2 separate regions of the Mus musculus genome follow, and region 1 is linked to region 2. The links are chromatin loops, found by intact Hi-C in ENCODE. Cell type or tissue: gastrocnemius. All regions are shown on one strand. Each heading gives the region's core, and the rest is flanking DNA. Links, peaks and the distances in the headings are about the cores only.

Region 1 (11,630 bases), core at 1,620-9,619, 210 kb before region 2:
TTCCATTATCCAGAAGCTGGGGCAGGAGGATTGCCAGGTATTTGAGCCTAGCCTGAAGTTTCCCAAGCACCATCCCAAAGATTTGTATGTATTTGGTCAGGTAGGGCTTAGGAATTTGCATTCTAAACAGCAAACTCACCAGTGCCATTGTTACAAAGACTGCATGTTGAGGAATTAATACTCTTAAGGGTTTTTGGGGTTTTTTTTTACATTTTTATTTTGTTTTAGTTGTGTGTATATATATCCGTGTGTGTGTGTGTGTGTGTGTGTGTGTGTGTGTGTGTGTGTGTGTGTGTGTGTACCTGTGTAGAAGTCAGGACAACTTGCAGTAACTGGTTCTGTCTTTCTGCCATGTGGGCCTGAGGCATTGAACTCAGTCATCATTCTTGGCAACAGGTTCCTGTACCTGCTAAACCATCCTGCCTGCTCAAAATGAAGAATTAAAAAATATATCCATTCTTGCAAGTGGGGAGAAGGGCTGTAAACTTTGGACAGGTGAATTTCAAACAATGCAAAAAAAACTGGCATAAGCATCTGCCTAAGAGGTATGTTATAAGTTTTAGGAAGTTCAGGGAAAGCAAATTTAGTTCAAACCAAATTATTATAACCAATAAAAGGAAGTTTAGAGAAAAATCCCCATAAAGGATTGGGGGGCATGGTCCTTACGGTGGTAGTGTATCCCTTTAATCTCAGTACTTGGGAGGCAGAGGCAGGAGGATCTCTGTTAGTTTGAGGCCAGCCTGATCTACAGAGCGAGTCTAGGACAGCCAGGGCCACACAGAGAAACTCTGTCTTGAAACCTTCTCTCCCCTGCCCCCCAAATTGGGAAGCCGATATGATGATTCACAGTTATAAGTTCAGCACTTGGGAAACTAGACAGGATGGTTGCTGTGAGGTCAGCCTGGACTATATAGGAAAAACCTGTCTCATTAAATAGTTTTAAAAGAGTAAAAATGAGGAATTCGGTCTATGCCAAAGACAAGAGGATCCTGAATTCATCTTAAGTTAGAGAGAGGGCATCGGAGGAGGAATGTGCATTTAAAAATTTTCATTTTGAAAAGCTTAAAGTATTGTAATGAGTGGCCCGATGAACTCCTTGTTAAGTGTTGCCCAGATTGAACAATCAAGTTTTATTTCACAAACTTAAGATCAGTTACAAAAAATATAAGCCAAAATAGAGTCATATTAGTACAAATATAAGAGGGAGGCTCAGCTCTGTTAGAATTGCAACAAAAAAACTAGACCCTACAGTGAACTACTAAGAGAGTAAAGAATTGCTAAGGGACAGGAAACAAATGAAGCAGGAGACAGGCCTTCTTGGAATGATGCACACTGATGATAGATGGAGAGAAAGGTGGGTTCTGAACGTCTTGCTTTGCTTTTGGCCTTTCTGTCAGGGAAAATGTGATCGTTCTCAAAAACAAACAAACAAACAAACACGTAGAACAGTCATTCTGAGAAGAGTGAAAGTTCTGGCTCCACAAAGTGACGCTTTCCTAAATGGGCTCAGTCCTCTGGGTTCGTGAATAGTTATATTTCAGACTGAACTCGTGTATCATCTACATAGCATCTTTTGTAAACAACAGAGGCTGGCGCCTTCAGGCAGAACCAAAATGCATTTTGGTAATCTTCCCTCCTTCCCTTCAAAAGCATCTCATGTTAGACATATGAGCAGAAGGTTGCCTCCATACGAATCCCCATAGATTTGGCCATGTCACAGTCTGAGACCCCATGATGTGGGGGAGATGTAGGAGAAAGAGGGACTAGAATATCATATTGTATACCCTACTATGCCTCCTGCTGCTCTCTCTTTTTCTTGTACAAAGTCACCCAGTTCAAAGGGAGATGTGTTGGCTTTGAAGTGACATGAAATTGACTCTTTGAAAGCAATAGTAGGTATGGAATAGGACATAATTATGTTTGGGTTCCTGCTACCCACCTTGAAGAATATTTACTGGCAATTACTAAAAATAAAATAAAATAAATCATTTCATGAAACTAAAAAAAAATTATATTTCAAGATAGAGTTAAAACAGCCTGCACCTGCTCATTATCCTCAGGGATGTTAAAAGGCAGCATATTTTCCAAGCGATTGGAGACAAAGTGCGCCTTTCCCAAAAGTAAGTAAGTTAATTCTGAAAATTAGCAGCTGGCAAGCTCAGCCGCAAAGCACAGTGAGATTCTGGACCAGGAGCTCCAGGGTGAGCCGTGGGCACTAAGCTCGAGGAAGGACAAGTTTGCTGCGAGCAGAGTATGTCTGAAGCATGGAGTGAGCTGGTAGAGCTTGGCAGTGCCTCGCAGCCCCCTGCATGGCCAGTCTCTCAAAATGCTTTCCTGAAAGTGGCCGGAACATGGCAGGGCCTAACTACAACTGACTGGATTGTGCTGGACTGTCTGTATCCGAAAAGAGTGAATGGATGACTAATCCCAAGCTGGACAGTGTTCAGCCTCGTGAAACTCCATTGAGGGAAGACGTTAGAATAGATGCTGCATCTTCACTTTCTGTCTTCCCAAATCCTAGTCTCCAAAAGTAGGACACAGAGGTCCTTTGATGGGCACCTGCACATTGAACACACCATCACTGAACTGCAGGGAGGCTCCTGATGTGCTTCAGGGCTCTCTCCTCTCTCTTCTGTCCATAGTTTATGCTAGTGAAGATGTATGTGAACCTCACTAGGGGCTACATGACACAGGGTTGAGAGTGCAGCAGGCATGTTGGCTATTGCAGTTAATTCACAGTAGAGCTTATGAACAAGAGCAGTCTAAAAGGACGAATAAACATGAGCTAATGAGAATAAACATGAGTTTAAGAATAAGTTAATAAGAATAAACATGAGTTTTTATGCCTGAGTTTAAAAAGCAGTTGCCAAGTAAAGGAATGACGTAATGTATTTGCAGAGATGCCTCTGGAGTGGTAGTTAGAGTTGCTTAAAGAGACAGTAAGCCAATTGGATAACGGGGTCAGATACAGGGTGGCTAATGTTTGGCTTTCGGCCCACCTGGATGAAAAGGTGACAGTTGTCTTCCATTAGTGCTCCTGTTCTTGGAATGCCATGCTTACGTGGAGGTTTGTGCATTAGAAGGAACAAAGACAAGTTAGTTTATGTTCAGAAGGTAGGCTCAAGATGGATATAATTCTCATCCCAAAGAATTTACCAGAATGGATATATTTTTTGACACAGATTAAACCAAGGACAGAAAGCCACCAAGCTGAGGTACATGAAAGAAAGATCATCTTCTTTTTCCATTTATTTATTTATTGATTCATTCATTCACTCACTCACTCACTTACTTTACATCCCACTCACTGCCCCCTCCCCCTGCTGATCCCCTCCATCCCACAATCCTCCCCTCCCTGCACCCCTTCTCTTCTGAGAGGATAGTATTCCTCCTGAGTATCCCCCCACCCTGGCACGTCAAATCTCTGCAGGGCTTCTTTCCCACTGAGGCCACACAAGGCAGCCCAGCCAGAAAAACATTGCACAGACAGGCAACAGCTTTTGGGATAGTCCCACTCCAGTTGTTCAGTACCCATATGAAGACCAAGCTACATGTCTGCTCTATATGTGCAAGTTGCCTAGGTCCAGCCCATATAGCTCTTTGGTTGGTGGTTCAGACTCAGAGAGCCCCAAGGGTCCATCCCTGTCAGTTGACTGTTGGTCCTCCTGTGGAGTTCCTATCCCCTTTGGGACCCCAATCCTTCCTCCTGATTCTTCCATAAGAGTCTCCAAGCTCCATCCACTATTTGGTTGTAGGTGTCTGCATCTGTTTGAATCAGCTGCTGGGTAGAGCCTCTCAGAGGACAGCCATGCTAAGCTCCTGTCTGCAAACATAACAGAGTATCATTAATAGTGTCAGGGATTGGTGATTGCCCCTAGAATGAGTCTCTAGTTGGGTCAGTTATTAGTTGGCCATTCCCAAAGTCTCTGCTATATCCCCCGTCCCTGCATTTCTTAAAGACAGGATAAATTTGGGGTTAGTGGGTTGGTGTCCCTATCCCTCCATTGAGGTTCCTACCCAGCTACAGGAGGTGGCCTCTTCAGGTTCCATTCCACCAATTCTGTGAGTCACAGCTAAGGTCACCCCCATTGATTCTTGGGAGCCTCCCTTATCCCAGGTCTTTGTCACATCCTGGAGATGACCCCCGCCTCCATCATTTGCAGATTTCCATTTATTCTCATGGCCTTTTGGCCACTCCCCACCCCACATGTTCCTCCCTGTACTTGATCCCATTCCCTTCCTCATCCCCTCTCCCTCCCAGACCCTTCCCTCCATCTGCCTATTGTGACTATTTTATTTCCTCTTCTAAGTGAGATTCAAGCATCCTCCCTTGGTAGATGATCTTCTTAAAGCCCAGCAGGGAGTTAAGAAGCCCTTCTATTTTAATGCTGTTGCATTACTTCACATGGGAGTCTACATCCTTTCACTTCAGATAAAGAAGACAATGACAAATTCATGATTCCAGTCTGTGAGCTTGGTAAGCCTGGAAGTTTATTGGGTTTATTGTAAGCGACTCAGGCAGCAATGTTCCTGAAAAGCCACCTCCACAAACAGGATGACCTGTGAGAGGTGCTTCATACAATACCAGTACAGCCTGTGCCCAGCTTCTTTGCCTAAGAGCCTCTTGTCTTCCTGGCTTGTGTGCTCTTCATCCAATCTCTGGTGGGGAACCTCATTAGTCTTGTAACTTTTATGAGCTTCCTGGAGTCCTGTGAAGTTACTGTTTCTTTTAAAATATTTGTGTGCGAGTGTCCGTGTCCGTGTCCGTGTCCGTGTCCGTGTGTGTGTGTGTGTGTGTGTGTGTGTGTGATGCGTCCCAGTGTGCCTGTGGAGGTCAGAGGACAGCTTACAGTAGTTCGTTCTTTCCTTAGAATATGTGAGTACTGGAGATCAGCTGTCTGGCCTGGCCCCAAATCCCTTCAGCTGCTGAGATGTTTGCCAGCCCTCCTGTAGTTCCAGGAGCTTCATGAGTGTCCTACCCCTTTATGAGAGGATACTTTTCAACCCAGAGGAAATGGCTACACAGCATGCTTCCCTTTCTGCTGACTTTTACACTCTCCTGCCCCTTCTGCTGTGATGTTCCTGGGACTTTGGAGGGGAGGGGCAATGTAAGTGTTTGGTTACAATCTTCTGTGTCTGGCTGAGCCTTGGGTACTATACCACACAATAGACACTTATTCTCAGAAATTTAACTGGTGAGTTTATGCAGTAACCCTCTCCCATTGCAAAGGGAACATTTCCTCCCATTAGTGAAGCTGAGAGCAGCAGTCTGGGCATAGACACAAATGTTTGGAAATCAGTTTGAGAGACACATATCTGTTTAATGAAACAGTGACAGCTCCCCATTGTAGCCTGTGACCTCCTCAGTCATGACTGTGTGTCCTGGGCCTGCGGCACTGTTCGGGTTCCTTCCTGTGATGTGATCCAGGTGGACTCTGCTGCCACAGCCACTGCTCTGCTCTCAGGAGTGGCTTCTGTAAAGCCACTGTGTGACAAGGATTATCAAGGATGCCCCAGACCAAATTGGGAAGTCTTGCTCATTCTTTGAGGTTTATCTTGTATCAGCTGAGTCCAGCAGAGGGCGATATTGTACCATCAGTTTAGTTCATTTCCATCTTATGGCTAGTATATGATGACCCCTTTGTTCACCCTAGTGACCTTAAATGAGTTATATTGCATCATAAATGTTACTCTGATCATATGAAGCACCCTGTTTCTCAATGTTCAGTATGATATGGAGTTTTGTTTGTCAGATCAAAATATATTTCTTTCTTTTCTTTTCTTTTTTTTTTTTTTTTCCCTGAAACAGGGTTTCTCTGTACAGCCCTGGCTGTCCTGGAACTCACTTTGTAGACCAGGCTGGCCTTGAACTCAGAAATCTGCCTGCCTCTGCCTCCCTAGTGCTGAGATTAAAGGCGTGCGCCACCACACCTGGCTCAAAATATATTTTTTGTTTCCATGCTTTGCATTAAATAGTCTGAATTAGGTAAGAATAAAATTACCAATTCTGCAGCAGCACTTTTTCTTTAATTTAAGAAATTATATTTTAAAAAAATTTCATAAATTAATATTTTAAATGTTTTTTTTTTTTTTTTTTTTTTTTAATTTGTGGTCTTACCAATTTGGATCCGTTGATCTCATTTAGGATCTGAAGAAAATAATGAATTCCTTTGTCCTAAGCAAGCACAGACTCACTTGGCATGGTGTAATTCTTGTAATCCAGCACTCAGGAGGCTTAGAGGATCGTGAGTTCAAGGCTATGCAGGCTATGCAGTGATACCCTATATTAAAGCAAGTGAAGAACAGGAGAGCTAGAAGCACATACTCAAAGTTTGCATGCATTTACAGATCCTTGGCTTTATCTGAATTGTATTCTTAGGTAAAGTCTCCCTCTCTGCTAATGTCCTTACTTCTTCTAAGCGATTGTGGTTTCTGTTGTGTTTAGTTCTCAGATCAACTGCAACTATAGAGAGCCACTTGTTTAAGATAGTAATGTGTGTGTAGGCCTGAGCTGGCTGTCTTCTGATTCAGCGGTTAGATTTTCTCCTTTCTCTTTATTTTCCATGCTTTTTCAACTTAAAATTTGTATGGCAGACACCCCTCCTAGATATACAACACACTAAAGATCTCCTTTGTTCTGCTGTGCTTTCTGAACTTAGAAAGGCAGGTTTAAAGTTTGCCTTAGCGTGTGCAGGAACCAGAGGTCAACTTGGAATTCTTCTGGAGCTTGAGACAGATCTCTCACTGACCTGGGCTTGCCAATATGACTAAGCTGGCTGGCTAGGCAGAGCTCCAGGAACCTACTTGTCACCACTGTAAGTTAACAGGCCTGGCTTTTTTGCATGAGTACTGGGGATCAAACTCACGTCTTCATGCTTTTGGTGGCAAGCGTTTTTGCTGACAGGCACTTCCTCGGCCTTGCGGGCAGCGGCTGGCTATGTGTGATGTGCAGTTGCACACAGCCTGTGAGTGCACTCCAGAGGAGGGTTTTGAGTGTCTTACCATTAACTCCCTGCCCTATAGCTTTGAGACAGCCTCTCATTGAATCTGAAGCTAGATAACAACCAGCAAGCACCAACAAGCCTCCTGTCTCCCCCCTCTCCTCAGGACTGGGGCTACCCATTCATATGCAGCACAGTTGGCCTCCTAATTAGGAGCCTGGGATTTGAACTCTTTTTTCCTGCTTGAACAGCAAGTGCTCTTGCCCACTGGACCATCTTTCCAGTCCCCAGGCTACAACTTTAAAAACCTTCATAGCACACAAGTATGTTTATGCAGCCATCCAAATCCATCTTTCTGTAAGATGTGACTCCAAGAGGTTTCCAGCATATGCAATTTTGCACTTTTAAGAGACATGGAAAAGCCAGTGAGGTGACTCATCAAGTTAACACGAGTCCCCAAGTCCAAAGCTCCGAGCTCAGTTCCTTGGACCCACATGGTGGAAAAGAGAGAACCAGTGCTCACAAATTGTCTTCTGACCTCAGCATGCACACCATGGCATGCACAATGCCCATGCACACACAAATAAGAGTCATGGACTCATAGGGCTTGAAGACACCTTCCTAGTCACGTAGAACAGGGCTCCCTAGCTTTTCCTGGCATTGAATTTAAAGGATGATAGTTATGTGTACATTGTTGTGATTTATCACAGCCCTGGAGAGAACACCTCTCCAGGTGCAAACCCGTTCTTACCTTTTGAGAATGACTGCAAGAAAGTCTGTGAGTTCCTGACCTTAGCACATAAAAAGTGACCTTCGATGGTCACTCTTTAAATGATTTGAAAATTCTCAGTGTTCCTGTGTATGTGTGTGTTCTGTATTGGGGGAGGGAGCCCATGCCACAGTGTGTGGAGGTCTGAGGACAACTGTAACATCAGTTTTCTCCTGCCTTTATATAGGCTCCAGGGATCCATCCCACTTTGCCAGGCTTGCACAGTAAACGTTTACCCTCCAAGCCATCTGCCAATTGTTTTAAAATTCGTATGACATACATTTATTTATTTATTCATCATGTATGAGTGTACATGTGTGCATGACATAGTGCATATGTACTGGTCAGAAGGCAACTTCTGGGAGTTGGCTCTCTCCTACCATGTGGGCCCTGGGGATTGAATTCTGGCCATTATGTTTAGAGACAAGTGCCTGTACCTGTTGAACTTTTTCAGTGGCCCTCTTCAAGTTTAATGTAGCCCTAGTGTGTGCATCGGCAAAAAGGTAAGTTTTTTCCATCCTTAAGGATGGTGACCACTTGCCTAGCCATCACATCTTCATTTGAAAAAGAAAGCCCTGAGCTCATAGAGATCAAATGACGTCCCATCTTATGTTTATGGGAATTTGAATGTGTTTTCCTGCTCTTTTCATAACACTTTGTAAAGCCATGTTATCTCTTCAACCTGTAAATTTTGTGTATTTGACTTTACCTGATCATTTTAGTTACAGAATAACTTTCTTAACTACTCACATTGTTTTTATAATTCATGTTAAGTATACAGAGCCCTAGGCTTCACTAGGGTGTTTTCTTACACATGTATTATACTTTGTACTAATTCCAGCAGTGGTTAAGTAGGGCCGGACCACCATGGAAATGTACTGTATATTGGATCCAGGAATGCAGTTGAAAGCATAGTCAAGCATGTGCTTTAAATGATTAAAGACATATATTTATTTTCTAGCTTGCCTTTTTTACTGGCCTGCCTCCAGCTGGTATAGGTGGAGAAAGAGCAAGAAGGAAGAGGTTGGTTGCTATGGTTTTTCACTGTGTGAATGTATGCATAGGCTGCATTAAAAACAGTGAAGTCTCCTGTTTTGATTTGCATGTTTCTATACCTGTGATTCATCACACAGCATCTTTAGAACTTATAGTTGGAATCAGCGGTGTATAGAATTTAAAGGAAAGCATGAAGAAGCAAATCCCTTAAACGTGTCTCTGTTGGAGGTACCACATTAGCACACGGCCACTTGCCAGCTGTGGAGAGCCTTATGATATGGTTTTCGGGTACATTAACTTTTAGGACTGTAGCCTCGTGCACTAAGTTTCAGAAAAAAAGGAACTTCTAATTTAGGCTCTTCCTATTTCTGATTTGAATGACAGAAATGTCATGTCAACCATCTTTTATTTTTTTTTAATTTTGTTTTGAATAATATCGCTTTGCTTTAGATTTAGTAATTCTGTCACAATTGTATCTGAGTCATACATAGTGACAGTAAAGCATAGGTCACATAGAACACAGCTACATGAGTACTATGTTTTTTAGGAGATAAACTATGTCTTTTTAGCAAGATAAACTTATGAATGTAAGGCACTGCTGTTTATTGAGTATTTGTATAGGCAATCTCACTCAGACATCACAGCGCTCAAAGAAGGCTGGGCTTTTGTCTTCATTTTTCTGTGATGAAATTGAAACTGAAGATTGCATTACTGATGAATAGTAGAGTTAGGATTTGAACTCTGAACTCTGAACTAGCCTATCCCAAAGAGAATGCTTGTAATTGCCACTTGCCATACTGCCCACGCTGTGATTTGGTAAGATTTTAAACACGGGTTGTTTCTAGGGCAGATGCACCTCCTTTGGTACTTTCTCCAAAAACTGTGATATCTTTAAAGTTAGAGAAAGAATCCTTAGCTCTCTGTCTGTTTTTAAACAAAACAAGGGCTCTTGTAATATCTTAACAAGAGAAATAATTTAAAGATGTGGGAGATGGCTCAGTCAATAAAGTGCTTGCCCCTCAAGTTTGTGGCCCTGAGTTCGATCCCCATGGCCATGTAAAAAGATCTCTGGTACCCAAACGCCAAGCCAGGAGCACTGGATAAAGTGAGCTTGTCATATCAGCACTGGGGAGGTGGAGGAGACAAGAGGGTTTCCAGAGCCTGCTGGCCAGTCAGCTTAGTCTAATTACCGAGTCCCAGGTCTCAACTAGAGAGTGTGTCTCAAAGGAACAAGTGGGAAGCTTCTGAGGAGCAGTGCCCAGGCTGACCCCTGGCATCCACATGTGCCTGCTATGGTGCCTATGGACGTCATAGGGACTGGAGTCACAACTGGAGTTGTGAGCTGCCACTGGGAATTGAACACAGGTCCTCTGGAAGACCAGCCATATACACCTGACCACTGAACTATCTCTCCAGTCCCTTTCTCACATCTTAAAGATCTTTATTTATTTGTTTGGCTTGATGCACGGTCTTACTGTGTAGCCCTTGCTGGCCTAGAACTCAGAGATATTCCTGTCTCGCTACCTGTTGTGTGTTGGGATTAAAGGCCTGTGCCACCATGACTGGCCCTATTCTTACTTTGTTAATCATGCATATGTGCACACAAGTGTGGGTTTCTGTAGAGGCTGGAGGTCGGATCCCCTGAAGCTGGAGTTACAAGCAGCTTTAACTTGCCTGAGGTGGGATTGAGTGCTCTGCACAGTTAGTCCACCCCCTTAGGCAATGAGCCCTCTCATTTTCTCCCATTTTAAGTGATTGCCTTATAGAAAGAAAACAGGGATTACTTGGTGGGAACTGACTGGTTGGATCTGCTGTGGAATAGAATGTTTTCTTCTAGTTTTGAATAAGTGCTCGTTGTCCCTGCAGTAGCAGCTTCCTGCACTGTCCTTTGGGTGTGTGAGGAGATTGCTGTTAGGATTAGCATTTGGAGCTTGATCTAAGCCTCACATAAAACAGCCATAATGCCCTGTATGCCATGCCTTTTGCTTAACATAATTTATGAGACTTTTTAAAAAATACATAATGCTTTAAGTTTTTTTCCCCCTATTTTCTAGTTTTTGCCACCTTTTGAGTGTATGTATTTTAGAAAAATAAGTCTGTGCTCTTGTTTGACAAATAAAATCTTTTCTCTTTCTGAGAATATTGATATGTAGTGCTGTGGTTATAATTTTCCTCTTTTCAATTTATTTTGATTTGACACATGCTTGTCTATACTTACAGGGCAGATATGATGTTTTTATGTATTTCTACATTGTGTAATAATCAAATCAGGATAATCAATACATTGTTTTAAATATTTAGCACTTCTTTCTGGCACAAACATTTTTAAAAATGCCCCCTTCTATCTATTCTGAAATATATATTATTTCTTACCATAGTCATCCTGCCACCAGAGAGTTCAGAACCCATTACTCCTGACAGGTAATCTACCTCCCAGGCCCTTTGTGCTCTACCTTCTCTACCTCATCTGTGCTGTCAACTCTAGCTGGTTCCTGTGTGTGCGTGTGCGTGTGTGTGCGCGTGTGTGTGTGCGTGTGTGCGCGCGTGTGTTTGTGCATGCTTGCGAGAGTGTGTGCGTGCTTTCTTCTGTTCTTTCTTCTTTTGTTCTCTTTTTCCTTATTTCTTTTTGTTTATTTGTTTGCTGTTGTTTTACAAGTGTTTTCACAAATACTTTTATGAGTAGTATGGAGAAAAATATGACAAATGAATTTCTATTAGTTTGGAAGTTAATGGAATTTATATACAATCTAGACACTTGAGTGTCAATATATTATAAGGTTGTATGATGGGAAAGTGTTAGGTAGGAGAGAAGTATAAGGAAAGTTTGTTATTAATTAAACTCATATAAATATTTAATCACCTTTTTTTGGAGACCGTCCCATGTAGCCCAGGCTGGCCTCAAACTGTGTCTGTAGCTGAGGATG
Region 2 (11,630 bases), core at 2,158-10,157:
TTCTCAATTCCTATTCCCCTTATTCTCAAGTTTATAAGAGTTATTATCCTAAACTACACACTTGCCCCTCGCCTTCTCTTACTGTTGTAAATACTCACCTATTCTATTTTATGAGCCACCTGCATAAAGCCAACCACCAGTGCATTTTTCTCCTCAACCACTGAAGTATCAATTCTTGGGCTTGCTACTAAAAATCTCCACAATGTGCTCCTATAGTCTTCCTTTCCTCATGTTTAAACTGCCAACTTATTTCATGACCTAACCTCCTTCCCACATCACTTGTCATTGTCTTTCTCTTGAATGCTCACTTTCTTATCCCATCAGTACCTTAATACTATCCACTTTTTTCTTTATTCATTATTTTATTTTATTTTACTCAAATGTATGTATGTCTGTTAGACATGTATGTGCCTGGTCCCTGTGGAGGTCAGCAGATCAGCTCCCCTGAAAGAGGAGTTATAGGCAGGTGGCTGTGAGCCACTGTATGGGTGCTGGGAATTGAACTGGGGTCCTCTGCAAGAGCAGCTAGTGTTCTTAACAACCCATCTTTCAAAGTTCATTTTAAGTTTCATTTCCTTCTACAAAGCATTCCCTGATTATCTTCAACTCTATAATAAGCTTCTTCTTTTGTGTTCCTTTGCCATTAAACTGTAAAGTTATTTTACACTACATTTACTTGTTGTGTGTAAGTGGGTATAGTGTGTGTGTTCTTGTGTGAGTAATGAAGGTCAGAGGTCAAGTCAAGTGTCTTTGTTGATCACTCTTCACTTGTTCCTTTTTTTGGACAGGATCTCTCACTGACCCTGTAGCTGAGGTTAAGGAGTATGGTGCCATAATCTATCAACCTACCTACCTACCTACCTACCTACCTACCTACCTACCTACCTACCTATTCTATCTGTCTACCTACCTATCTAGCTATTTTCTTTGTTTGCTTTTATTTGAGATAAGGTTCTCTGTATCCTGGCTATCCTCAGTAGCTTTATAGACCAGGCCAACCTTGAAATTATAGAGCTTCACCTACTTCTGCCTCCTGAGTCCTGGGACTGACGGCATGCACACCATACCCAGCCTTACCTATTTATTTTTAATCAGGTTCTGGGGATTTGAATTCAGGCCCTTATGCTAGTGTGGCAATCACTCTATCAACCGAGCTCTCTTTCTAGAGATACCTTTCTAATATATAACTCTCAGCTTGTCAACCATACTTAAACTGGTCAGAGGTGAGAACTGGATCTGCTACTCTTCTTTTATCTCCCCAGCCACAGTTCTGGTGACTAACCTGAAGAAAATGACCTGCACAACAAGACACAGTCACTCCTCTGGTTAATGCATAGTAATGTTTCAAGAATCTCAAAATTTTAGCTAGGAAGGAGCCAATAAAATTATTAAGACTCACATTAATAAAAAAGATAAATAAGCCAGACCATTAAAAAAATATCACTTTACTTTCTATGTTGAAAAAAAAAATCCTTGCTGGGTGTGATAGTGGTGAATGCTTTTAATCCTATCACTTGAAAGGGTATCAGTCAGAGGCAGATGTCTGTGAGTTTATGGCCAGCATGGTCTACAATAGAGAGTTCTGTAACAGAGTGACATAGTGAGACCCTGCCTTAAAAAAAAAAAGAAAGGGGCTGGTGAGATGGCTCAGTGGTTAAGAGCACCCGACTGCTCTTCTGAAGGTCCAGAGTTCAAATCCCAGCAACCACATGGTGGCTTACAACCATCTGTAACAAGATCTGACTCCCTCTTCTGGAGTGTCTGAAGACAGCTACAGTGTACTTACATATAATAATAAATAAATTTAAAAAAAAAAAAGAAAAAGAAAAAGAAAGTATGATTCCTACATCTTTTATAAGAAGTGGTATTATAGGATACATTATTTTTTATACAACTACAGAATTGAAGATAATTTTATCTGTGAAAAATACTAGAGTATCTCAACAACTATCAAATGATCTTTGACTTAGCTTAAACCCTTTAGTTATCTATTTCCCAAATTAGAATATTTATAAATGACAGTATAATATCGATACAGTAGCTGGTTACTTTATCTACTTGATAGCTGTTATAGTTGAATTTTTGATTACCTCCAGAATCTACTGTATCCAACAACCTTAGCTACTGATATAACCCTTCCTGACAAATCTGAAATGAGCCAGATACCCTTTTGGCAACAAAAGTAAATAACATAAAGACTAAATTAAATTTAATGACTAAAGTCTAAGTCTTTAGTGTCTCATTACCTTATTCTAAGTCAAAAGAACCAACCTTACAAATTCATTGTAACTAAAAAGAGAATTCTAACTGAAAATTCTAACAGAAAATACTGAGATACTTACTTTAAACTGAGCACTGTTAAGGGAAAAGATGAGACTACTGTATGAACAAACAAAACTGCTTACTGCTTAAACTGTAAGATTTAGGGCCACTTGGTGAATGGACAAATAAATGGATGGTTCACTATGAGTAGTGTTTCGTCAAGGTTCCATGCTAACAGGCTTGGTTCTAGGATGGCAGTATGGACTGTAAGAGGCTAGGTGGCTGGGACTAGGATGTGGAGGATCTTAGGTCACAGAGGCGTGTCCTCAAAGGGGGTGCTGCTGGATTCACTGGTTATTTCCTAGGTGGAGTGTGACACTTGCTCTGACCCTCACTCCACTCCTGTCACAGCGCTCTGTTGCCCCTGCCTCCCACTACCACCCCAGCTTGGAGCTGTCTGAACTTGGACCTGAACCTCCAATGCTGTTTGCTAGCTTAATCTTTTCTTCCTAAGTAGTCCATCTCAGGAATCAGTTATAGGGATAAGAAGCTGACTAATAAAAAGTTTTACCACCTAGTTGAACATGCCCAACCTCATCCTAGTACACTCAGTAAAATACTCATGCAACAACAAAGAAAACTCATAATCCAAAACCCTCTAAAAAGGCAGAAACTAAGAGAGTTCCATAATTATGAACTAGGACTTGCAAACTATGTCTGAGTAGTAAGTGCAACTAAGAGATTTCCACACAGGAAACATAGGTAAATGGCAGTCACCATGACATAGAAAACAGATCCTGGGGGCCATGAGGCGCTGGAGAACAGGAACCCGATCTCATCCAAGCCTCTTCGTATTGTACTCAAAAACAAGCCCAGTGCTGTCAGATGGAATACATTGTAAATCTAAAGTCTGGCTTCTTAAGTAAAATCTCCTGAACCTGGAAACTCTGGTCTAGTACATAGGAGTCAAATTAGACATTTTTATAGACTTGTCACTACAATTGGCTATCTCTGGGTTAGAACCTCATTTACTTAGAAATCCAGTTGTCTGGATCACTCTATTCCCAAGTATGCCAGAGAGCCTGTTTTTGTTATTACTGATGTTCAATTTGGAAGCCAGTAGTTAACCTATTGTAAACCAAAATGGAGAGCTACAAAATTATAATACCTATTTAAAATGAAATGTTTCTATAAAGATTTGATATAATTGTTAAGATATGATAGTCAAAATTAATGGATTGAACTTGTATTTCATTTGCCCACAACCTGGCACACACTACTATTCTGCAAAAAGACAAAGGAAAAGAAAACTGCCCTTTGCAAGCAAGGCAAAAAGCATCCTTCTAAAGATACAAAAGTAGACAGTCATATACCATATAAGGTTATATTATTTAGAAATGCGGGGTCTTTTTTTAAAGTATTTCAGATAACTTGACTCTTACATATCATTGCTAGGATGATACTGAAATAAAAACAGTGAATGAATTCTATGCAGTTTCAATCTTACCTTACTTTCACTGATGTCAGAAATCCATTCTTTTACTAAATTGTTCAATTTACCAAGAACAACCAGCCTATAATAAAAGATGAGAACTTTAAACTTTTAAACAACATTAAAGAAATAAACACACAGGTAGAAACTTGATGTTGATGCTCTGTTAAATTCATATCATATATATGTTCATGCTATCACATCTGTTGATACCTCATACATCTAAAAGATCTAAGAGTGCCAGACATGATAAATGTGATAATAGATTGGTCTTTGAATTGTCTTCAAATATTAAAAAATCTAATATAAATCACTAAGTTACCTTCAATCAGGCTACAGAGGCAAACTGAATTGTCAAGTCCGCTTTACAACAGAATTACATCAACTCATTGTGATACTAGAGACTAGATTCTCTCTCACTGGTACTCTCACTGGTACTGGGGTTATATATAATTAAAATAGGTAAGTTAATTACTGGCTAATTTTTATGAAATAGTACTTAACTAATGCAGTTTGATATTATTAAACTTAAAACCAATGGCATAAACACATTAAAAAAGAACAATAGAGAGAGAGATGCGTTTAGGCATCCTATAAACGAGAAACTATCTCCTGATTCTTCCAAACTTGCCTGTCTCAGTCTTCCCCAGAAAATGGAATTCCATTCAGTAAGATGCAGGTACTGAAAATCTTGGACTCCTCTTTGGAAACTGCTTCTATTTGTCCTAAAAGAACCCTACCTTTAACACATCTAGACTACACTATTATTTCCACTGCCATCCTCAGGTTTCAGGTATCATTACTTCCAACCTGGGCTGTTATAATGACCTTTTAATTCCTTCCGCTCTTGTCCTCTGACCCCTCTTCCCTTCTACACTATTCCCAACACAATGACCAGAATAACTGCTAAAACACGAGTCAGATCATGCCAATCTCCTTCTCAAAACCCTAATGAGTTCAATTTCCACAATCTTATAGTGCCTTACAAGGTGCCCTTGTCCTAAGCTTCTTCCTACCCCTCAAATATACCAACTACACACTCACCCTAGACTTTCTGCCCAGAGCACACTTCCTTCAAACATACACATGCCCCCTTCCTTTCAATGAGGTCTTCTCTAAAGACTTCTACCCTCAGGCGGGGCATGGTGGCCCACGCCTTTAATCCCAGCACTTGGGAGGCAGAGGCAGGCAGATTTCTGAGTTCGAGGCCAGCCTGGTCTACAAAGTGAGTTCCAGGACAGCCAGGGCTACACAGAGAAACCCTGTCTCGAAAAACCAAAAAAAAAAAAAAAAAAGACTTCTACCCTCAAACTTATTTTTCCCACTAGTACTCAGTCATGCTTAACATTGTACTTATTTGACAGTTAAGTCTTCTTTTTTAATCCATATTAAAATTTTAAGTTCCAAGAGAACTAAGATTTTCCTTTTTGGGGAGCATTTTTATGGCAGTGATCACTGGGTATTCAATATGTATGAGTTAATGATTAAATAGTAGACTGTAAAAGTATTTTATAGTTTCAATGATATACCTGTGGTTCAATTCTTCCTCATCTTCAAATACTCCAAATGGCTTCATGGCATCAATTAACTTCTGTGTATAAATATGATCAATTTCTTTAGGACATGCCAAACTAATTGGAGAGGTAATTCCATAATGCTTCTGTTGACGCTGGCTGTCCAGCATAGTGTTTCTGTTCAAGAAAAAGAAATGATGAAAAAATTTTAAGTCTCATTTCATATGGACACATTGAACCTCTTAAGTTATTTGAGCCACTTAAAAGTTTGAGGAACATTACCAAGGAAGTCATTTTTAAAAAGAGAAAGAAAAAGAAAAGGAAAGGCGGGTATTCTGTCTTTATGAAGTGTTTTTCATACAGCTTCCAGCTTCCATGGTCAGGATGTCTTTTCAAGCCCAAAGCAGTATGTGTTGGAATCAAGACAATTGTATCAACACCACTCAGTTCAACTGCAAAGACCCTGAATGGGCTTTATGCCAGGGCTCCCTCTACTATTCCCTGCAGGCTGAGTCAAATACTATCTAGGTTATAGAATCTTTGAAAAGAAGTCAAACACTTGAAAGACACTGTTAGTAAAACAATGGTCTTCCTATAAGTAAGGGAACAAAACATCCATCAAATGGTCCTCAGAACATGATCTAGCCTTAAAAAGAAACCTCAACCAGTCCCTGGAGAAACTTACATTCACAAACATCTTTTCCTGGAACCTGAGTTTACATTTCTAACACTTTGTGACTGTACTTAGTATTCTTCATTTTAGATTGGAACTCATATCATTTTCACACTGAATAATTATCAAATTCTTTACATTAAACAGCAAATTTTGAAGGGCTCAAATGACCCTTAATTGCCCTTAACTAGTATAAAATTACAATCTTCAATAAAGCACCACAGAATTCTGACTACATCTATAACTAAAAGATATGGGGTACATTTTGTTGCAAAAGAAAAAATGAGTATATACTCTCAACCTAACCACCTTTCTTCATATTTGCATAAAGAACTATTCATAACAGTAAGAATATAATCTCAAAAGGCAGTCTTTTAATGAGTAAATTAGCTCTTTAAAAAAAAAATAACAGAGGAAGAAAGGAGGGAGGTTAAATGGGACAGACATAGGCCCATGCCTCTATTCCCTTCATTCAGAAGGCTGAAGTAGAAGAATCTACATTCAAAGCCTGAGCTACATAGCAATACCTTCTCACCAAAGAAAGGTATAACTGGACACTAGGACTTCTTTCTTTCTTCTTGAAACAGGGTCTTACTATATAACTCTGTCTTGGAACTTACCAGACTTGAACTCAGAGATCAGCCTGCCTCTGCCTCATGGGGTTTGGATTAAAGGTCTGTGTTATGCCTGGCTCTATAATTAATTCTAAGCACAGTAGGGCAACTGTGATAAATACTAATTAATTACAGTATACATATTTATATAAGTAATCAGTAAATGTGATGGACAAGCCAATTGCTTTAAACTAGTCACTGTACAAATTATGTGCAAGTTTATCAATTTAAAATGTAAACACCACAAAAATACAACTGTAGTTAATTCTTTTTGCATTTTAAATGCTTAAAAATTGCCTTGAGGTTGGAGATGTACCTCAGTGACAGACTGTTTCATGTGTAGTGCCCTGAGTTCCATCTCTGAACCAAAAACCGAACTAACAAAACAGCAGTGACTTGTAAGTCCACAAACTAAAACATGTTTTTCAGCTGGAGGTTTTACAGGATGGGGAGAAAGAAAGGACAATAGAGAAGATAAGATAGCTTAGCCAGGTTTGGTGGCACAAGTCAAGTGGTAGAGGCAGAAGCAAGCTCATGGCCATGTGAAACCTCATCTCAACAAACAGCCTATATACCTTTGAAATGACTTAATGAAATATAAGGGAGTATTTTAAAAAACCCAACTCTAATTTCTCTCCCATTTTTATCTTGCTGTAGAACAAACAAAACTTCAATTAATTATTTCAAGTTCTATCTATCTATCTGTCTGTCTGTCTGTCTGTCTATGAGAGATAAGGTTGTCTGAGCAAGATTAGTGTGTGATTAATACATGGCACAGACAGATTTTCATAAAATCAAACCAAACAGGAACTCTAAGAAGTAGGTCTCAAAAAGTGTTATGAATTTCACTTACAAGGAAAAAAAAAAAAAACCTTACAGAAATGTTACTGAAGGTACAAAGATAGGTAAATAGAATTCTCACTGACATTCTATAAAAAACTTTTAAATAGCTCAAAATAGTCACTAAAAGTACTACACTGGGCTATGTTTATAAACGGAATACATTAGTTAATAAAAAATAACTAATAATGAAAATATTAACATAGCAAAAGGTCAGAGAGATCATGTTCTAAAGAACCAGTCTACAGAGTAGTAACTGATAATAAATACCCTATAAACAGTTTAAAACAGGTACACAGTTTTTATGGATACAGGGATAGGTACTATCAACATTAAAAATGCAGTAACAAGAAACACCAAACTCAGTGCTCTGGGGCCTTGGAAGAGCGTCGTGAATGCAATCAGAGAAAGGATAGGCGAGTCTTCAGATGTATTGGAATGCTCGACTTCTTTTCAAGAAAGAAAGGTTAAAGAGCTAAGAACACACCCCATGTTAGTCTTAGGGAAAAATGGGTGGTGGCTACACAAATGGTGTTTTGTATTTCTGTGCATTTTTCTGTACGTTGAAATTATTTCCGGATAAAGTGAAAGGTAAGAAATTCTAATAAATTCTTGACAAGTACAGAAACTGCTTCCGACTTATCAAAGTGTGAGCAGGGGATAGATACAGCCCGGTAGATATTGTGGGTCGGTGGGAAGGAACGGGGTAGAGGGTTTAGCCTTTCTCATGGAGCAACCGCAAACCTAGGGGCTCCGCTAGGTCAGTCCCTCTCCGAAAGACCTGAAAGATAGCGGGTCCGGCCGGGAGGAGGGGAGGCAGGGGGATGGTATTTGCGCCAATGCAGACAGAATAGACGGGCTCAGACACGGCTGGGGCAGGAGAGTGACCGACCGTTTTTTCTCCTCAGCCACACGCGCCTTTCCCCCTCATCCTGGTCTGGGGGCGTCCTCAGAGGCGGGCGGCGGGGGGCTGACGGCGACTCCCGAATCCCCGCCGGGCGGCCAGGTGAGTCCCGGGTAGGGGAGATGCCCTTGCGGAGTGGAGGGCAGCGGAAAGCAGAGGTCCCGGCCGGCTGCGCAGGGTGCCAGGCGCAGGGGCTGGAAGCCGGGGCTGCCCACCTCAGCGCACCTCTCTCCACCTCGCCCTCAACCGCCGCCCCCACTTACGCAGACATCTCTTTCATCGCTTCCTGCGTCTCTCTCCAGCGAGTGTCTTTCGCTTTGGGGTCCTGTTCTTGCCCTCTCTTCCTTCCTCTGTCCAATTCCCTTCGCTCGCTTGTAGCTCGCTCACTTCCCCACTCTCTACAGCCGAGGCATTCAACCGAGTAGTGAAAACACCACAAAACCGGCTCTATTTATGACAATACAGCGCGGCCACCGCCAATATGGCGCTACTTCCCAGGCTGCCTCTCGCCTTCCGCGGCTCCGCCCTGCAGCCCTGGGCCCGCCCTCGGGCACACCCCCACCCAGCCTTGAGTTCCCGGGACCCGCCCACCTCAGCGGACTTGCAGCAAAAGCATCTGTCAGAGTGTCAGGTCTCCCTGGTCTGTGGGATTGTCAATTCAGGCAAACCTCTGGGAAGGTTATTTGTCAATTTCCCCTTGTTTCTGCAATAAAAGCATCTAGAAAAAAAACCACCGCTTTCCCTAACACCATTTTAACTCTTCCGTTATCCCACATCTTAAAGTCATAGACTTAATAAGTACACATTGAGAAGATTTTTGTCACCGAGGGTCACACCCAAGAAGGTGCGACTTTAACACAACCAATCCAGGGAAGAAAGCTTATAAATAAATCAGCTTAACTTGTATTCTTTTCCCTCGGAGTACCACCTCCAAGTCCCAATTTATGACTTTGTGGCATTTAGCTGAGATGTTGAACATAATTGCTACTAGTTAGCCGTAAGATAAACCCAAGGATTTCCACCGCTCTGCCCCCAAACCTCACATTTTCAAATAGTGAAAATCATGTTCTGTGTGATTATGACGGTGAAAATGAGGGAGAAAATGACCAATGTTTAAATGTTAAAGGATAAAAGTAATTTCAAACCCTGTCTTTTTCTCCCAAGAGTCAAGCACGGTTGTTTGGGGAATGAGACTCAGTCACGGGAAAGGAGGTTACTTTCTGAATTATTCATTTATTCACTCAAAGTATTTATTGAAAATCTGGTCTGTCAGTTTGTTTATGCTCCATGTTTGATGCATAAAAGCAGGTCTGTGGTTTGACCTGAGCAAGTTCAGAGTTTTCCCATCAAAAGGTGGAGAAAAACTTCAAATATGAGTGATATTCTGCTGCTGCAGAAGTATGTATTACACACTGTAGGAACTAGATTCGTATCCTCAAGAGTTTATTGCGAGTGGATGAGAAAATATATATATACACTATTTAAATACAGATGGGGTCCAGTTGTCATTGGGGGACCAAAAGAGGACCATCTAAACATGGAGGAAAGTCACTAATAGCTTCCTAAAAGAGAGGATTCTGTATATTAGCAGGATTTGGGAGTACAGATTTTGGTAGGTTATGAGAAGACAAAATGGAGCTCAGGAGGTCGCTAGACTGGGATTTGATTCGAAGCAGACCCACCTTTGTTATTTGCTAGCTTTGTGACTTCTAGAACTTTAAAATAAAGTTTACGTTAACCTTGAACTTTTTCTTTAAGAAAAAAATGTAAAGTACACTTACTTTAGCCTGCAGGGAGTCAGAGGATGACTTCTAGAGTCTGTTCTGTTCTCCCTTTTCACCATTTCAGTCGCTGGGATCAAAATTGATTCCTCAGACTTGGCAGCAAACAGCTTTATCCACTGAGCCTTATTCACAGTCCCAATTTTAAACGTTAAAAATACTTTGATATGCGTATCTAATAAGAACACTTTGCTACACAACCATAATATTACTGTGCTCAGGCACCGTTGCCCTAGTATCAGGAGGAGGAGTGACACCCCAGCCTTGCAATTCTTAAAAGCCTCTTAGCTTACTTTCGCTCAACTTCGTTCTTCATTGTGAATTTTGGAGGACGCTTTACAGCATCTTCTGCCTTCATCCAGTCTATTGTCTCCTCAAAGAGGAAAGATTGCCTTCTGTGGTTCAGTTTTATTCACTCAGCACTGAATTTTAGCATACGTCTCTGGTTTCTAATGTAAAGTTCTTGTTGCTGGTAGAGTTGTAGTCAATTTTCCAGATCCACCAGCTATATCTTCAGATTCAACCAACCTTGTATTTTAATTATTCAAGATAAAATTCTATCCACACTGAAGATGTACATATCTTTTTCTTGTGATTCTCAAAACTACTTTTTTTTTTTAAAGACACGTCTTACTCTGTAGCTCAGAACTCAGTATGTAAACCAGACTGACCTTGAACTCACAGAGATGTGTCTGTCTTTGCTTTCTAAGTTTTTTTTTGGCATTACTCTCTATTTACATAGCATTTTAAATTGCATTAAGCTTTATAATTAATCTATAGATAGTTTAAAGTATGTGAGATGATGTTTGTAGGTTATATGCAAATATGGTGCCATTTTATAGAGGGAACTTGAACACCTCTTAGTGTTAGTGTTGGAACCAGTAAGAGGCTCTCAGACTAGCTCCTTAATACCAAGGGATGGCTGTATTCACACAATTTGCCACTTTTTAAAACGTCAAGTTGGTCCAGAGGAAGGAGGACAGGAGTCTATTTACTTTCCTGAACCTAGGATATATGAAACTAGGAACATAATTTGAACAATTGAAGAGCCTATCATGTTTTGCCTTTTATAATTATTTTTACCTTCATTTATGTGTATCCATGTGTGTCTGTGTGAGGATATATGCACGTGCAGGAGCCCATGGAGGCCAGCAGAGAACATAGGACACCCTGAAGTTTCAGGGGGATGTGAACTGCCTGATGTAGAAGCTAGGAATTCCTCTCTGATCAGTCCATGCTTTAAAACACTGAGCCATCTCTCTCTAGCCCACATTAATTAAAAAAAATACATCTATAGAAAATAATGCAAATATGAAAAATTAAATGAAAAATTATTTATTATTTGTGGGTGTCCATGTGTTGTGGTAAGAAGATACCTTTTGTCTCCTGCCAACTTTGTATGGATTCCAGGAATAGAACTCAAGTCAAACACTTTTACCTGTTATGTCATCTTGGCAGCCCTCAAAAGTCTGTTGTTTAAAAGATTTCCAATGTCAAACCTCTGGGTTTTCCTGGTCTGTTATTATGTGGTAAGGCTCAAGGCATCTCTG

The links. A loop is a pair of places that touch in the nucleus more often than their neighbours do. Peaks named below come from ENCODE experiments on the same cell type or tissue, not always from the same donor. Only the 100,000 strongest peaks of a DNase experiment are listed, where the experiment ranks them.
Region 1: a loop joins it to region 2, with 2.4 times the contacts of the local background. A loop is called at or near these places in 2 of 42 quality-filtered maps.

The regions. Positions count from the first base shown.
Region 1 is chr11:23,673,837-23,685,466 of GRCm38, forward strand. All of the region lies in intron 4 of Pus10 (pseudouridylate synthase 10), which reads left to right. Among named protein-coding and RNA genes, the nearest start is that of Pus10, 14 kb to the left of the region's middle. In gastrocnemius, for the core only: a CTCF peak has its summit at 5,575 (motif pointing right); DNase peaks (open chromatin) are centred at 4,943 and 5,567.
Region 2 is chr11:23,886,460-23,898,089 of GRCm38, forward strand. It overlaps Papolg (poly(A) polymerase gamma), which reads right to left and starts at 8,811. Exons shown (of 22, transcript NM_172555.2): 1 at 8,563-8,811; 2 at 5,284-5,445; 3 at 3,770-3,836. The coding sequence starts at 8,579. It overlaps Gm12061 (a long non-coding RNA gene), which reads left to right and starts at 7,793. Exons shown (of 4, transcript XR_872317.3): 1 at 7,793-7,986; 2 at 8,304-8,401. In gastrocnemius, for the core only: no CTCF peak of the experiment used is centred there; DNase peaks (open chromatin) are centred at 5,747, 8,290, 8,523 and 8,842; H3K4me3 peaks cover 1,787 bases; H3K27ac peaks cover 1,185 bases.